2 separate regions of the Mus musculus genome follow, and region 2 is linked to region 1. The links are chromatin loops, found by intact Hi-C in ENCODE. Cell type or tissue: left cerebral cortex. All regions are shown on one strand. Each heading gives the region's core, and the rest is flanking DNA. Links, peaks and the distances in the headings are about the cores only.

Region 1 (5,689 bases), core at 288-5,287:
TCCAGGAGGTCCAGTGCCCTTTTCAGGACTCTCTGAGCACCAAACGTCCACATGGTACACATACGCATATGTATGCAAATACTCATACATATAAAATAAAGTGAAATGAGCCTTTATTTATTTCTTATATCTCAGTTTATGTTTTGCCTGCATGTCTATGCAGATGGAGGCATCAGATCCCCTGGATCTGGGGGAACAGTCAGTTGAGAGCTGCCATCTATGTGCTAGGAAGGGAGTCTGGGATCTCTGGAAGAGCAGCTAGTGCTCTTAACAGCTGAGCTATCTCTCCAGTCCTAACTATATCTTTTTTTTTTTGGTTTTTCGAGACAGGGTTTCTCTGTATAGCCCTGGCTGTCCTGGAACTCACTTGCAGCTAGCCTTGAACTCAGAAATCTACCTGCCTCTGCCTCCTGAGTGCTGGGATTAAAGGCGTGCGCCACCACACCTGGCCAGTCCTAACTATATCTTTAAAAGCACAGCAAAACTAACAAAAAATGAGAGAGAGAGAGAGAGACAGAGAGAGACAGAGAGAGACAGAGACAGACAGAGAGACAGAGACACATGACTGGGCAATGGTGGCATACGCCATTAACCCCAACACTGAGGAGGCAGAGGCAGGTGGATCTTTTGAGTTCAAGGCCAGCCTGGTCTACAGAATGAGTTCCAGGACAGCCAGGGATACACAGAAAAGCCTTGTCTTGGGAGAAAAAAATGAAAAACAGAAAAAAAAAAAAAAAGCTCACTACAAGCCCAGAGAGTGGTGCAACCTTTTAGCTGATGGTAATAGGCCAGATTCCTTAAGACAGGAACCAGAACTGGGCTTATGTAATGGTGCATGCTTATAATTCCATCATTTGGAAAGCTGAGGCAGGAGAATCTCAAATTTTAGCCTGAGTTATGTCAAGAGGCTATCTCAAAAAAAAAAAAAAAAAAAAAAAAAAGAAAGAAAGAAAAAGAAAGAAAAAGAAAGAAAAAGAAAAGAAGGATAGAGTGCCTTTATGCTTTCTTCACTGAGCCATGGCGCTCCATCCCTCTGTCCCCCCGCACAGGACATGATGAGCTACATTGGGCCTGAGAGGACGGCAGTTGTCCGGGGGCTGATCCACAGGGAAGCCTTCAACATCATCGGCCGTCGCATAGTCCAGGTCGCCCAGGCCATGTCCTTGACGGAGGATGTGCTTGCTGCTGCCTTGGCCGACCACCTGCCCGAGGACAAGTGGAGCTCTGACAAGAGGCGGCCGCTCAAGTCCAGCTTAGGTAGGGCTTGGGCTTTGTTTTAGGAAGGGAGAAGACGTGAGTCCGGCGGAAGATTTACTTATTTATGTGTATGAGTGTGTTGTCTGCGTGCATGCATGTGTACGGCATGCATGCTTGGAGGTCAGAAGAGGGCGTCAGATCCCCAGGGACTGGAGTGAAGATGGTTGTGAGTCACCATGTGGGTGCTGGGAATTGAACCTGGATCTTCTGCAAGAACAAATACTTTAAAGCTCTAAACCATCTCTCCTCCCTCTGTTTTTTCTTTCTTTTTTTTTTTTGGTATTTCAAGACAGGGTTTCTCTGTGTAGCCCTGGCTGTACTGGAACTCACTTTGTAGCCCAGGCTGGACTCGAACTCAGAAATCTGCCTGACTCTGCCTCCCAAGTGCTGGGATTAAAGGCATGCGCCACCATGCCTGGCCTTTTTCTTTTTTTTTTTTTTTGAGACAGGGTTTCCCTGTGTAGCTCTGGCTGTCCTGGAACTTGCTCTATAGATCAGGCTAACCTTGAATTTAAGAGATTTGCCAATGTCTGCCTCTGGGGTGCTGGGATTAAAGGCATGCACTACCACCACCAGCTGTTTTTTGTTGTTTGTTTGTTTGTTTTCTGAGGCAGCACTAGCTGCCCTAGAACTATGTAGATTATGCTGGCCTTAAACTCACAGACCCTCCTGCCTGTTTCTGGAGTGCAATGATTAAAAGCAGGAGTTACTCTGTTTGGCTTCTCCATTTTTTTTCTTTTTTTTTTCTTTTTTTCTTTTTTTAAGGCAGTGTTTCTCTGTGTAGCCCTGGCTATATCAGACCTCACTTCATAGACCAGGCTGACCTCTAACTCAGATCTGCCTGCCTCTGCTTCCCTCATGCTGGGATCAGAGGTGTGTGCCAGCACTGCCTGGCTCCAGTTTTTCCTTAAGGTACTCAGCAGTGTTCCTTATCTCACTCCTGTCCTCTCTTTGGTCCCTCAGTGGCATCCCTATCCCATCCAGATGACGTGGGATGTAGGCTGCCTCTTTCCTTGATGTACTTCTGAATTCCACGACTCCTCTTTTCTGTAGGCTATGAAATCACTTTCAGTTTACTCAACCCAGACCCCAAGTCCCACGATGTCCACTGGGACATTGAGGGAGCTGTCCAGCGCTTTGTGCAGCCTTTCCTGAATCGCCTCAGTGTTGCGGGCAATTTCTCTGTGGACTCTCAGGTAAGACCAGGAATGAGTTATGGAGCCTTTTCTTTTTCTTTCTTTCTTTCTTTCTTTTTTTTTTTTTTTTTTTTTTTTTTTGGTTTTTCGAGACAGGGTTTCTCTGTGTAGCCTAGATGTCCTGGAACTCACTTTGTAGACCAGGTTGGCCTCAAACTCAGAAATCCGCCTGCCTCTGCCTCCTGAGTGCTGGGATTAAAGGCGTGCACCACCAATGCCCAGCACGGAGCCTTTTTAAAGTCTATACATGTTTAGTGTTTATATGGGCATCTGCTCTCCTTCTCTCAGAGCGTGATGATTTGCTTGTGTAGCTGTGTGTAGGGCAGTGTCGTGTGAGCAGGTACGGGGATGTAGCTTGTAGGAAGCACTGTGTGCACCTGTTTATGTCCGTCAGTCCACTGCTCCCTTGAGGGCATGTTCCGGTGTCCTTTCCTTGGTGTCCAGCTCAGGGAGTGTCACCAGAGTGGCTTGGCAGAGCTACTTCCCAAGTACTAACTCAGGAGTTGTACCTACATGTTAAAGCCATCAGCCACCCTTAAGGAAGTTATTTTTAAAAAGCTTTCTGAAATATGTGAACACTGTAACGATAGAGCCATAAAGCGCCCTGCTTGCTTTCAGTGTCACATCCTGTCCCTGTAGGGAAAGCGTGGGGGACTTGATCAGACCCTGCAGGTGGCAAGGAACCAATGGTCTGAAAAGCAGACTCAATTGGGTCTTGTGGACCCAGTCTTTGTTTGTTCCCCTCTTTGACTTTCTGGGAACCTGGTAAAATAATGTGGTTTTCTAAGTATGTATTTAATACATTAGTTTTACCTTGATTCTGTTATTTCCTTTCATACATGCACTTTGCTTGAGCCTTGTCTTTGTCCTGAGTGTATCTTCACACAGTCCCTGCACTCTTAGAGACAGTAGCCTCTAAGTCCGTGTATGGGATGGCCTGTCCCCCTTCTCTCCACAGATCCTATACTATGCCATGCTCGGCGTGAACCCCCGCTTTGACCCAGCCTCATCCAGCTACTCCTTGGCTATGCACAGCCTGCCCCACGTCATCAACCCAGTGGAGTCCCGACTCGGTGAGCTCCTGAGAGGCCTCTGTCAGGCCAGCGTGGGGTTGGGGACGGCTGGGTGCTTTGATGGTTTCGGGTTTGGATGGGACTGGGAAGGTTTAGTGTCTCTGTCTCTCACTCTGTCTCTCTCTCTGTCTCTCTCTGTCTCTCCCTGTCTCTCTCTCTCTCTCTCTCCCTTTCTCTCCCTCCCTTCCCTCTCCCTTCTCCCCCTCCCCTGCTCCTCCCCCTCCCTCTCCCTCTCTTACCTTTCCTTTGGTTGTTTGAGGCAAACTCTCATATACCTCAGAAAGGTAGAAACTTTATTTTGTTCCGGTTTTTGAGACAGGATCTCATGTATCCTAGGCTGGCTTTAAGCTTCCTGTGTAGCCAAGGCTGGCCTTGAACTCCTGACCCTCCTGTGCTGCCTCCCAGTGCTGAGATTATAGGCATGTGCCGCTATACCTAATTTAAAAAAAAAACACAACCCTAATTTTTCTTCCCTGGTACTAGGGATCAGACTCAGGGTCTTGTGCATAGCAGGCAAGTGTCACTGGGCTACTGCTGCAGCTGCGGCCTTTGAAAGCAGAAATGAGTTTTCTCTTCTTAGAATTTCTTTTTTTTTTTTAAGATTTATTTATTTATTTATTTATTTATTTATTTATTGTATGAGTGCACTGTATCTATCTTCAGACACACCAGAAGAGGGCATCAGATCTCATTACAGATGGTTGTGAGCCACCATGTGGTTGCTGGGAATTGAACTCAGGACCTCTGGAAGAGCAGTGAGTGCTTTTAACCACTGAGCCATCTCTCCAGCCAGTTTTCTTTTTTTCTTTTTAAATTATGTGTTTATTTTTATTCCATGTGTGCTGATGTTTGCCTGCATGTATGTCTGTGCGAGGGTATAGGATGCCCTGGGACTGGAGTACAGACAGTTGTGAGCTACTATGTAGGTGCTGGGAATTGAACCTGGGTTTTCTGGAAGAGCAGCCCTGTGCTCTTAACTGCTGAGACATCTTTCCAACTCCTTGATTTTTCTTTTAACACTTATTTATTCATTTATTTTCTTTATCCATTCATTTATTCATCTAGTGGGTATTGTGGGGCCTGCTGTGCTATGCACGTGGCCGTCAGTGTAGCACCTGGGAGAGTCTGTTGTCTTCTCTCTCCGTTATGTAGATCATGGGGATCACATGCAGGTAGGTCATCGGGCTTGGTGGCAGCACCTTTACCCACTGAGCCATCTCAGCAGCCCAAAGGGCAGAACTTGAATGGACAGTTATGCTCCTTGACCTGGGTGAACCTAGAAGCAAGGATTATAATCCTTCATCTGGAGGGAAGGAGCCTAGCGGGAGTGTGGCCAAGAGCTGAACTGGGTTCTCCTGGCCGGTGAGAGGCTGCGCCTGGATTGCGATGCTGAGCCTGGAATCCCCCATCTGGTGTTCTGACTCCCTCTTTGTCCGCAGGGTCCAGCGCTGCCTCCCTGTACCCTGTACTCCACTTTCTGCTCTATGTGCCTGAGCTTGCCCACTCCCCGCTGTACATTCAGGACAAGGACGGAGCTCCAGTGGCCACCAATGCCTTCCACAGTCCCCGCTGGGGTGGCATTATGGTAATAGTCACCCTATGCAGGCCTCAGAATCCATATTTATTGCAAGAAAACTCCTGTTAAGATTATCGGGGTGGGGGTAGGGGTGGCATCTGTTCCCCTGTGGGGAGGAGCATATACCAGGGAGGTGACAGGGCTGTGCTGTCCTCCTTTGCCAGCTCAGCTGTCAATTTTGTTAATGCTTTTTGTACTCTGACCCTTTGGACTTACCGGCTTGCACTATAGCTTTTAGCTTCCCTGGAGTACTTCATGCTTTTACACTCTGGGCCATGGCTAGGAATCCTAAAACAGGATGACCGTTTGGGATTTCATCAGACGTTTGAGGGAGCAGTTAGAATGGTGTACTTAAAGCTTCTTTAGTACTTACGTACCTAGGTACTCAAAAGGAAAAAAAGCAGTTTCCTATGCCCCTGGGATTAATACCAGAAGCCGAACCTGCCTCTTCTGCCATGGCCTCTGGGTCCTAAGCAGAGATGGGCATGGTTCTGTGTGGTATTGAGGTAACCTCATTCCCCATTTTCAGGTATACAATGTTGATCCGAAGATCTATAATGCTTCTGAGCTGCCAGTGAGGGTTGAGG
Region 2 (5,689 bases), core at 302-5,301, 46 kb before region 1:
TGGTGACTACTGGTAAGAATTGGTTATGTTGGAATGCCAGGAATATGGAGTGGCAGCCTAAAGCAGCTTCAGGAAGAGAGTCACTGTTGGTTTGCATGCTTTTTCACAGGAATACCAGTTGTAAAGCCTCGGCAGCTGATAGCAACAGATGATGCAGTACCACTGGGCTCCGGGAAGGGCGTGGCACAGGGCTTGACCAGGAGTTCTGGAGTCAGAAGATCATTTCGCAAATTACCTGAGGTATGGCATATGAAAATCAGAGAACCTAAATGTGGTGGTCCACTATAATTTCAACACTTGAGGACAGGAGCTGGAAGATAAGTCCAAGGGCAGCTTGGACTGTATGAGATCCTATCTCAAAAAAGGCAAAAGAAGCCTAGCATGGGGGCACACACCTTTAATCTCAGCACTTGGGAAGCAGAGGCAGGCCAGGAATGATATACAAAGAAACCCTGTTGCTACCAAAACAAAACAACAAAAAGCAAAAGAAACAAAAAGGTAGGGGCTGGTGAGATGGCTCAGTGGGTAAGAGCACCCGACTGCTCTTCCGAAGGTCCAGAGTTCAAATCCCAGCAACCACATGGTGGCTCACAACCATCCGTAGCGAGATCTGACTCCCTCTTCTGGAGTGTCTGAAGACAGCTACAATGTACTTCCATATAATAAATAAATAAATCTTAAAAAAAAAAACAAAAAAAGAAACAAAAAGGTAAAAACATTTTAGTATGTTTAGATTTTTTAAATGGGTATTAATAGTTTCTGTGGACCTGGGTGGGTGTTGTTCCTTTGGTCTTAAGTCTTCTCCAGGACTGAGAGTGGAGTAATTTAGCATCTTGGGTTGCTCTGGTGGTTTTAGGGCTTATGCTCCTTTTCTGTCTTTCCCAGCACCCAGTTGATGATATTGACAAGATGAAAGAGCGAGCTGCCATGAACAACTCCTTCATATATATAAAAATCCCACAAGTTCCACTGTGTGTCAGTTATAAGGTATATTCCATCCCAGCACTTAGAGTAGGAAGGGGACTAAAGATTATAGACAGGGTGACAGTTGGGCTTCCTGTGAAAGTGGGCCATGGGTGACAAACCTGTCCTGCTTTCTGCAGGAGTCAGCCCCATCACCAGAATGGGAGGGAATTCAAATATGTCGGTTGCTGTTGTAGGAATTCTACTCAGAGTTCTGGCTTAGATTCAAAATGGCAGCTCTTTTCCCTCTTTCTCTTCCTGTTGCAGGGTGAGAAGAACAGTGTGGACTGGGGCGACCTTAACTTGGTGCTACCCTGTCTGGAGTACCACAACAACACGTGGACATGGCTGGACTTTGCCATGGCTGTCAAAAGGGACAGCCGAAAAGCTCTGGTTGCCCAGGTATCTCGCCAGGGCTCATGGCTGTTTCGTTAGCAGGGACTGGCAAGCACATTGCCTTTTTAAGAGCCTTCTCTTCTGTGCTGTATTAAGAGATGGCCAGGAAAGGGGCAGATAATGACTGATCTGTCCTTGTTTGTCCATGCCTTTGCCCTGGTATGCTAGTGACTCATTAATTTTGAGGGAATTAAGGGCTTCTACAACATCAGCTTTATGATGGTTCTGATTAGATTGTAAGCTTCTTACAAGCAGACTATTATCTATATACTTTGAAGTGCCCTTTTGTGTTTACATATAAGCTTAATAAATCTTTGAATTGGTTCACTTTAAATTGTACACCCCGTTTCACTAATTTTTCCTTTCCTTTTATTCCTTTCCACTGCCAGGTAATCAAAGAAAAACTAAGGCTGAAACCTGCAACGGGGTCTGAGGTCCGGGGAAAGCTAGAAACAAAGTGTGACCTGAACATGCAACAGCAGGAAGAAGAGAAAGCTCGGCTCCTCATTGGTTTAAGTGTGGGCGACAAGAACCCTGGCAAGAAGTCCATCTTCGGCAGGCGCAAGTGATGTGGAGACCCAAGTGACTACAGTATAGAATTGACTCTGGCTCAGGATCCAGGGACTTGAGGGTGGGCAGAGCTTCCCTTCATCCTGCAGGATTTGTGGGGCATATGGGAACTGAGAGACATTGTTCAACAGCTGGCCTGTCCCTGCAGGGCATGGTGGACAAAGCGCTGGGTTCCCTCTCATGGGATTAGACCCAGGGCCACAGGGGCAAGAAAACCAGAAGACCCAGGGATTGTGTCCAAGCCTAGTATCCTGCTCTTTCGGGGCAACAGAAAGGGTTGGGGGATAGTTTTGATCAAGTATGATAAATTTTTATAAAGATATATATATATAAAACATATATATATATTTCTAAATGTAATTGCTCTCCCTTTGTGCCAATAAGCTAAGGGAAGGAGTCTGATCCTCTGTGCCTCACTCCACTGCCTTGTTGTCTAAGAGGTGTTGGGTTTGGGGGATAAACTTCCCAGTCTGTGCTCACTTGGGAGGATGGCATTAGGAGCCAGGGCTGGCCATGGGTACCTTACTTTCCTCCCTGGGGTATGCCCAGGAGAATGGAGAAAAAAGAGATTTAAAGAAAAAATATTTTAAATTTGATGTTGGCCTTTTTTAATTGTATTGAGTAAAAGCGTTCAAGTTGTCTGTGTCCTTCCCTCCTCACTAACCCAACACATTTTTTAACTGCCCCAGTAATGACTGGTCTTGTCTTTCTCCTCTGCCTTGAAGTCTTACCACAATCACATATACTTCCCAGTTTGGGTATGATGCTGACCTAAAGCTGATGGGTCTGTGTACACTGGAAGAGGTGGGGCTCATGGGTAATGCAGCATCAGAGGGAGGAATTGCTTATGTAACTTGGACAACAGATTTAGCAGCGCGAAAAGAGGCAGAGGCTGGAAATGGGAGCAGTAAGCTGTCGGCAGGGACAACACACCCGGGTGTCTGCTCCTCAGAAGGTAGGGTATGGGGCTCTGGTATAGGCTCTGGCTGCCTATGGGAGGGAAATGAAAGATGTAGGGGCCTGAGGCTAGAAAGTGCCCAGTTAGGAGACTGTCACTGATATCCATTGTTGGGGTGGGCATAAAGGCTATAGAACTCACTTATGCACAGGTTGTATTCCTGTTTTGTTGTGAAAACATAAACCTGTTATTGTCATGGAGATTTTGAATTAAGTCAAGGAAATTTAGGTCACATCACAAAGCCTGGGAATTTTCCTTCCCTCTAGATAAGTGGTTGTCAGCATGTGTGTTGTGACTCCTTTCACACGGGTTACATTAGATATCCTGCATATCAGGTACTTATACTGCAGTTATGAAGTAACAGTTTTATGGTTGGGGGTCACCACAGCATTGGTTAAGACTAGAGGAAGGGGTGCCTGTTAAGATGGGCAGAACCTGCAGTGCTTCATGAGCAGGCTTAGAATGGCTCCCTTCTCAGCAGGGTGACAACATCCAGGGTCACTGGGTCCAAGGCTGGAAGAGCCTCTGGTGTGGTATGGGGACCATCAGGTCAGGTCTGGAAGAACTATGGGGACTACAGAGGCATCAGTGCCTACATCAGGAGCTGCTCCAGCCAGCCCCACTGCTACTAGAGAAGCCTCAGTCTGAGTGGCCAGTGCCTCAGTTCATCAGCCTCTTTCTACCAGAGTTTCCCGTGAGGCCTGTTAGGGAGCAGCAGGAGCTGAAGGTAGGTCACCATAGCCCCTGGGAAGTGTCTGTTTTAGGGAGGAATCTACAAACAACCAGTCTCAGTTTCCCTCTTCTTTGTTCAGATTTTAGGCCTTGTGGCTAAAGGTTCGTTTGGAACTGTCCTGAAAGTGCTAGATTGTGCCCAGAAAGCTGTATTTGCAGTGAAGGTAGGAAGTCAAGCGATGTAGCTTACTCAGTAGATCCTGTTTACAATCTTTAGTTCCAGAGATTAGGGGGAACAAGTTAAAATAGCATGATTTTCATGAGTTACCATGCCTCTACACTTATAGGTGGTGCCCAAAGTAAAAGTTCTACAGCGGGATACGCTGAGGCAGTGCAAAGAAGAGGTTAGCATCCAGGTATGCAGAGTTCTGAAAGCATGGCTGGAGACCTGAATTTGTTGGAGAAAGTACCTTTTTCCAACTTACCTGGTTTTCTTGGGTCTACCTTCCCTGTATGTGTCCGTCCTGGAGTAGATAGCACCAAAGTAAATCCTGAGAAAAGTAGTTATTAGCTGAGGACAAGCTCCAAGTTCTGCCAGGGGACTCTACAGTGTATCGTGGTGTGCTCCTAAGCAGTGTGCTGGCTCCAAGGTTTTCCAAGAGTCCTAAATGAGTTCTGAATCAGAAGGTGAAGCAGCAGTTCACTTCTACACAAGGCAACATGTGATTTCTTAGCTGCCTTTATCATCAAGAAGCTTGTTTTCCTAACTTGCTGTTTTCTTTGTCCATAGCGACAGATCAACCATCCTTTTGTACACAGTTTGGGGGACAGCTGGCAGGGGAAACAACACCTCTTTATTAGTGAGTGACTGAGCTTTGTCTTCACCCCCAAAGATCCATATACTGCCCTCCCCACCTGACATTATTCTGCCTTTGTTTGGCTCCACTCCTCATAACATTTCTATATTCCAAAAGAGGGAAACAGATGGTGGCATTAGTTTGGGCAGGAGGTCCATAATGCCTTGAGCCTAGGCATTATGTATAGACCTCAGTATTGCCTAGACTTGTGTTACTTTGCAGTGTGTAGCTACTGCAGCATGGATCTCTACTCCCTGTGGTCTACTGTTGGTTGGTTTCCAGAGGATTCTATCCGTCTCTTTGCAGCTGAACTGGTCCTTGTACTGTGTAAGTGCAAATGTGGTAAAGGAAATAAAAAGGGGGAAATTAAGTTAGTGGGGAGGAGAAACAGAATTAATATTTAATTTTGGAAGTCAGGATAGAGGAGAGATAGGGGCTACAAAGAAACTGGCAGACACACCCATGCCCACTGTTCTCCACAGGCTATCTCCACGACTTGGGTATCATCCACCGTGATGTAAAGGTAGAGTTAAGTCTTTTCTCTTAAGTTGAGCAAGGATCTCAAGAAGTTTCCACAGATCTGAGAAGGCAGTAGGAAGCAGAGACGGTTATTTGGGTTCCTATGGATGCGAAGGATTTGGGTGTGGGTCCTCCAAGTATAGGCTTGAGTGCTGAGTAGACTACCTTCTCCAGCTAGCAGCTCTACGGGAAAGAATGCCAGGTGTGGTCATACATGTCTATTCCCCAGCACTGTTGGGAGGCAGGAGGAGTGCCATATGTGAGGCTGGTATATAAAATTCCCAGCTGGCCTGAGCTACACAGTAACACCCTATGTCAAAAATAACAACAATGAAAAACCAAATCAGAGCCAAAGGAAAAAGTAAGATAATGTCCTCTTGCCCATGATTTCAGATGGAGAATATCCTGCTGGATGAACGAGGTATGTCTTTTCCTTCTTTAGCCCCAGGACAAGTGGTACCTCTTAAAAAACAAAACCAAAGTGAAACAAAAAACAAACAAACAAACATGGGTTGAACATAGTTTCCTTACTTCGTAGGCCATCTGAAAGTGACAGACTTTGGTCTGTCTCGCCACCTATCCCAGGGAGCACGAGCCTACACTATCTGCGGCACTCTTCAATACATGGGTGAGAGAGAAGCTAAAGTTGGTAGGGAAGGTGACTTAAGGATGTGAGTGACAGCCCGGTGTGGTGGCGCACGCCTTTAATCCCAGCACTAGGGAGGCAGAAGCAGGCAGATTTCTGAGTTCCAGG

Evidence for each region. Hi-C counts contacts between places; a loop is a spot of excess contacts. Peaks named below come from ENCODE experiments on the same cell type or tissue, not always from the same donor. Only the 100,000 strongest peaks of a DNase experiment are listed, where the experiment ranks them.
Region 2: a loop joins it to region 1, with 2.6 times the contacts of the local background. A loop is called at or near these places in 6 of 42 quality-filtered maps.

The regions. Positions count from the first base shown.
Region 1 is chr11:78,334,378-78,340,066 of GRCm38, forward strand. It overlaps Pigs (phosphatidylinositol glycan anchor biosynthesis, class S), which reads left to right. Exons shown (of 12, transcript NM_201406.1): 6 at 1,050-1,257; 7 at 2,311-2,453; 8 at 3,412-3,526; 9 at 4,966-5,111; 10 at 5,632-5,689. Among named protein-coding and RNA genes, the nearest start is that of Unc119, 6.3 kb to the right of the region's middle. In left cerebral cortex, for the core only: no CTCF peak of the experiment used is centred there; no DNase peak of the experiment used is centred there.
Region 2 is chr11:78,288,056-78,293,744 of GRCm38, forward strand. It overlaps 2610507B11Rik (RIKEN cDNA 2610507B11 gene), which reads left to right. Exons shown (of 39, transcript NM_001002004.2): 35 at 1-12; 36 at 110-240; 37 at 886-987; 38 at 1,231-1,365; 39 at 1,749-2,570. The coding sequence ends at 1,928. It overlaps Rskr (ribosomal protein S6 kinase related), which reads left to right and starts at 2,786. Exons shown (of 12, transcript NM_001287206.1): 1 at 2,786-2,884; 2 at 3,369-3,614; 3 at 3,700-3,783; 4 at 3,907-3,975; 5 at 4,350-4,419; 6 at 4,639-4,743; 7 at 4,899-4,939; 8 at 5,329-5,356; 9 at 5,474-5,563. The coding sequence starts at 2,828. It overlaps Gm3948 (predicted gene 3948), which reads right to left. Exons shown (of 4, transcript NR_166889.1): 4 at 4,788-5,118. In left cerebral cortex, for the core only: no CTCF peak of the experiment used is centred there; DNase peaks (open chromatin) are centred at 2,793 and 5,176; H3K4me3 peaks cover 779 bases; H3K27ac peaks cover 1,338 bases.